2 separate regions of the Homo sapiens genome follow, and region 2 is linked to region 1. Evidence: chromatin contacts called from ENCODE Hi-C or POLR2A ChIA-PET data. All regions are on one chromosome and are shown on one strand. The core of a region is the stretch at or near the end of the contact, and the rest is flanking DNA. Distances in the headings are between cores, read along the strand shown. Region 1 overlaps RAP1GAP2 (RAP1 GTPase activating protein 2). Region 2 overlaps LOC100288728 (a long non-coding RNA gene).

Region 1 (2,529 bases), core at 8-2,507:
CAGCCTTCCAAGGCACTCCCCAAAGCGCTGTCCATCCACACTCCCGGCAGCACCCCAGGTAATTAGCAGACTGCGAGGAGGACCCGGTTAGATCCCCCAGGGGGCCTGGGTGAAGCAGGACCTTAGCTGGCCCCTGCAGGCTCAGGGGCTGTGGCAAAGAAGGCTGAGATTTCCTCTGGGACTGAGTAAGCCCCAGGAGGCCTCCACTGGGGAGGGTGAGCTGAAGAAAGAAGAGTATAAAGGAGGGACAGGGTTGGGTGTGTGCAGGAAGGGGTCCTCTTCTGTCCACGGAGGGGCCGGGCTGCCTGGGGTTCTGGTCCTGGCACTGCCTCTGCTGCGTGACCTTGTTCCTTCCCTCTCTGGGCCTCTAGTTTTGTCTGTGTGAAATGAGGAAGTTGGATTAGACACCTGCAGGCTGCTAGCCCTGACATCCTGCGGGAGGGAAGGAGGCGTGCTTGGGTGTGTGTGTGTGTGGTGGGTTGCAAGGTGCTTTGGGGAAACTCTATTTCAGGAGCCCTTTACTGGGTGCAGGTCAGCAGGGGAAGTGAAAAGGCCACTGGGCGACAGTGGTTACCCCTTACCAGCTGCTTGCTCATGCCAGGCACGGTGCTGGGTCCTTAGACGCACAGTCTTGAATCCTGACAAGCCCCTGGTGAGACAAGACCTCTCGCTAGAGGGAGGAAATGGAAGCTGAGAGCTGAACCCACTTAAGGCCTGAGGCCACAGAGCCAGGGAGCTGTGGCTGAGGTCCTGTCTGGGTCTGCTTGCGGTCTTGGTCATTGAGCCATCAGAGCAGGCGAGAAATTGGCTCCACGGAGTCGGGTGTGCACGAAGCATCACTCTGGATTATTTTTCAGAAATGAGTGTAGTCCTCATCCTGCCTGCTTGGAAGGAAAGTCCAGCTCAGCCATCACCAGGACTACCCCTTTCCCTCCCCCCTATCCCTGCCTCCCTCTCCGGAAGTCCTCAAAGGTGTCAGGAATCTCAGGTGAAGCCCACCGCCGGGGAGGGCCCTGTCTTTGTAGCCCCCTCCCCGTTTCCCGTCACGACTTGTCTGTTGCTCGGACGATGCTCTGTGTGCCACCGCGGCTCCCAGGCCACTCTTGGGCGTGGGGCCTTTGTCACGTTTGAAGCTTTCTGAGGTTCCCAGTGCATCCTCATGACCCACACCAAGCTCCTTCCTCCTTCCAGCCATGCAGGTCCCTTCCCCAGAGTCACCTGCATCTGCCTCTCTCCCTCCCTCCAAGCCCTCGCTGGAGGCCCTCGCTGCATTTAGAAAACAGGAAGGTGGGGCTGTGTTCAGGCAACTTCTGCTTTCAGTCCAGTGACCCAGATGTCCCCAAGAGGGGGGAACAACAAAGGCCTGGCCGCCTGGTTGGAATGGGGTCAAGAGAGGCGCACAATGAGGATGGAAGGTGAACGCACGTCGCAAGGAAGGGCCCTGTCCTCCGTGTGGCCCACAGGGCTCTGCTGTGGGACTGTCCAGCTGGAGGGTTGGATGGACTTGAGGATGTGTCTGAAGCCACTTACACGGTCGGCACAGACCACTCTAATGCAGGCTGGAGGAGGAGGGGGAGTGGGGTGGGAAGGGCAGAGCTGGGGCTGCCCTCTGGCCTCTGTCCCAGGTGCCCACGGTCTGCAGTCTCCCCATAGCCTTCCCACACCCCCACCCCTGATTCTGGCTCTGTGACTGAATTCTTGACCTGGGCCACCGGTGCCTGGTGGGTGGTGGTAGGGAACCGGGTTCAGCTGCTGGAGCCCAGCCAGAAATCACGTCAGCCGAACGCGCACCATTTCCTGACTCGGGGCACTGCAGTTTGGGCTGGGCAGACAGCCTGGAGCTTGAGAAGAGAAAGCCCGTATTGACCAGCTCTCTCCCGCTCCGTTTCCCCTCCGGACTCTGGCAGGGCCTTTCCTTGGCTCGGTGCCCAGCTGCCTGCTCACCCGGCCTGGCAGACTCTGCATCTGCTCCACTTCACAGGCCGGGGAGGCTGGCAGCACGCCAGGGCTGGGCTCACGTCAGCGGCTGTGTAGGGAAGGGAGGGCAGTCTCCCGAGAGCCTCACAGCCTCGTGGGCTGAGAATAGGTGAAGTCAGGGCACCTCTGTGCAGAGGGAAGGCGGGGTGTGGGGCCCGTCCCACGCCTGGGCGACCCCCATGCAGCGAACCTCGAGGCCGTCACTCTAAAGCTCAGTCTCACTCAGGGTGCCAGAGGTGCGCGCCCCACCCTCAGTTCCTAGCCTGGGCCTAGGACTGGCTGACCCCGTGTGTGGGGCCAGGGCTCCCGAACACGGGTCCACCGGCTGCACGAGAGTTTCCGGGGGGCCCTACCCTTCCGATTCGGCAGGTTTAGGCCAGAGCCCATGAACCCAGTCTGTATTTTTAAACACCTGAAGCAATTTTGAAGCAATTCTGATTTATGGCCGAGCTGAGGAGTCAGGCTTGGGAAGAGAACCCCAGAGACGGGTCGGGAGAGGTCTGGATGCTCTGTTCCTCTGCGGCTAATCACCTGTGGGACTTGGGGGCTTCT
Region 2 (2,529 bases), core at 15-2,514, 160 kb after region 1:
CGGGAGTTCGAGACCAGCCTGACCAACTTGGAGAGACCCCCATCTCCACTGAAAATGCAAAGTTAGCCGGGTGTGGTGTTGCATGCCTGTGGTCCCAGCTACTAGGGAGGCTGAGGCAGAAGAATCACTTGACCCCAGGAGGCGGAGGTTGTGGTGAGCTGAGATCACACCATTGCACTCCAGCCTGGGCAACAAGAGTGAAACTCTTGCTTCAAAGGGGGTACAATTGCTTGGGTTCTGCCCCGCTCTGTCAGGTGGAGTCAGCATTGGCAAAGACTGTGGAGGTCCTCAGTGGGGAAAGGTGTCCAAAGTGGAGAGAGCTCCTGAGACTTAAAAAAAAAAAAAAAAGGAGACATGACTCCCCGATCTACGAGCTGCAGAATGGACGTTGTGTTTGAAAACAACATTAATCTCCTTGTGTGTCTCCATCAGAGTCCTTGAGTGAACAGGTGCATTGTCAATGAGCAGTGATATTTTGAAAGGAATCTTTTTTTTCTGAGCAGCAGGTCTCAACAGTGGCTTACAATATTCGGTAAACCATGCTGTAAACAGATGTGCAGTCATCCAGAATTTTGTTATTCCACTGATAGAGCACAGGCAGAATACATTTAGTATAATCGTTAAGGGCTGTAGGATTTTTGAAATGGTAAAAGAGCATTAGCTTTAACTTCAAGTAACCAGCTGCATTCGATCCTAACAAGAGTCAGTCTGTTCTTTGAACCTGTGAAGCCAGGTCTTGATTTCTCCTCTCTCGCTCAAAAAGTTCTAGATGGCATCTTCTCACACTTGTGTTACGGAGATGGTCCCTTCCTTTTCCCTCCTCTCTCTCTCTCTTTCCCTTCCTTCCTCTATTTCTCTCTTTCTCTTTCTGATGGAGTCTTGCTCTGTCACCCAGGCTGGAGTGCAGTGGCACAATCTCGGCTCACTGCAGCCTCTGCCTCCCAGGTTCAAGCGATTCTCATGTCTCAGCCTCCCAAGTAGCTGGGACTACAGGCATCCGCCACCACACCCAGCTAATTTCTGTATTTTTAGTAGAGACAGGGTTTCACCATATCGGAGATGGCTTATTTTCTTAAACCTTATGAATCAACCTCTGCTAGCTTCCAACTTTTCTTGTGTAGCTTCCTCCCCTCTCTCAGTTTTCATAGAATTGAAGAGAGTCAGGGTATTGCTCTGGATTAGGCTTTGGCTAAAGGGAATGTTTTGGCTGGTTTGATCTTATCCAGACCACTCAACCCCTCTCCACGTCAGTAATAAGACGGTTTCACTTCCTTATCTTTCATAAGTTCACTGGGGTAGCACTTTCACTTTCTTCAAGAACCTTTTCTTTGCATTCACAACTTGGCTGTTTGACGCAAGGCTTAGCTTCCAGTCTATCCCTGCTTTAGACACGCCTTCCTCACTAAGCTTAATAATCTCTCGATTTTGGTTTAAAGTGAGAAAGGTGGGTACAGTGGTGCACACCTGTAATCCCAGCTATTTGTGAGGCTGAGGCAAGAGGGTTTCTCAAGCTCAAGAGTTTGAGACCAGCCTGGGCAATATAGTGAGACCCTGTCTCAAAAATAATAATAAAATAAAGTGAAAGGCATGCAACTCTTCCTTCACTTCAACACTTAAAGGCCATTGTAGGGTTATTGACTGACCTAATTTCAATATTGTTGTGTCTCAGGGAATAGAGAGACCCAAGGAGAGGGACAGAGGCAATGGAATTGCTGGTTGGTGGGGCAGTCAGAACACATACAACATTTATCAGTTAAGTTCACCATCTTACATGGGTGCAGTTCGTGGAGCCAAAAACCAATTACAAGGGTAACATCTAAGGTAAATGATCATAAATCACCATAACAGATATAATAACAAAAAAGTTTTAAATATTGAGAGAATTAATTTGACACAGAGACCTGAAGTGAGCACATGTTGTTGGAAAAATGGCACCAATAGACTTGCTCAAGGCAGGGTTGCCATAAACCTTCAATTTGTAAATTTGAAATATCTTCATACAATAAAATGAGGCATACCTGTATATGAACATTTTTCTGGCATTATTCCATCCCCCAGGCTGGAAAAGCAGGTGCCAAGAGGGATCCTGCCAGCAGCAACTTCCCCTCATGAGGGGAAAAGAAGAGTAGGAGATCCTTCAGGACCTCTCTCCACTTTGGACACCTTTCCCCACTGAGGACCTCCACAGTCTTTGCCAATGCTGACTCCACCTGACACAGCCGGGCAGAGCCCAAGCAATTGCACCCCCATCTCTGGAGACAAAGCAGGAACCGCTGCTACATGCCAATATCCCTGATGAACATAGATACAAAATCCCTGAAGAAATACTAGCAAACCCAATTTAATGGCCCATACACCACAATCCAGTGGGATGTATCCCTAGGGTACAAGAATGATTGACAGATGCAAATCAATCAATGTGATACACCACATTAAGAGAACAAAATAAAAATGTGTTAACAGAATGAATTTTAAAATGAAAGAAATAAATGATCACAGAGACACAAGTGTCTCAACAGAAGTAGAAAA

What was found. A loop is a pair of places that touch in the nucleus more often than their neighbours do. ChIA-PET counts read pairs that join two places held with the same protein, here RNA polymerase II (POLR2A). Pooled maps may share reads with other maps.
Region 2: a loop to region 1 is called in a pooled map, with 4 times the contacts of the local background. The contact joins two enhancer-like sites. A Hi-C loop is called at or near these places in 2 of 50 pooled maps. POLR2A ChIA-PET finds 5 or more read pairs at or near these places in 2 of 52 experiments (activated B cell and activated CD4-positive, alpha-beta T cell).

Annotation. Positions count from the first base shown.
Region 1 is chr17:3,002,439-3,004,967 of GRCh38, forward strand. The region is part of intron 14 of RAP1GAP2 (RAP1 GTPase activating protein 2); the gene reads left to right. Among named protein-coding and RNA genes, the nearest start is that of RAP1GAP2-AS1, 38 kb to the left of the region's middle. RefSeq lists enhancers at 101-270, 1,181-1,310, 1,481-1,530. Within about 2 kb of position 1,258, at least 36 of the 41 ENCODE cell types and tissues checked have a DNase peak (open chromatin) inside an H3K27ac peak, as active enhancers do.
Region 2 is chr17:3,166,492-3,169,020 of GRCh38, forward strand. All of the region lies in intron 1 of LOC100288728 (a long non-coding RNA gene), which reads right to left. Among named protein-coding and RNA genes, the nearest start is that of OR1A2, 30 kb to the right of the region's middle. Within about 2 kb of position 1,265, at least 2 of the 41 ENCODE cell types and tissues checked have a DNase peak (open chromatin) inside an H3K27ac peak, as active enhancers do.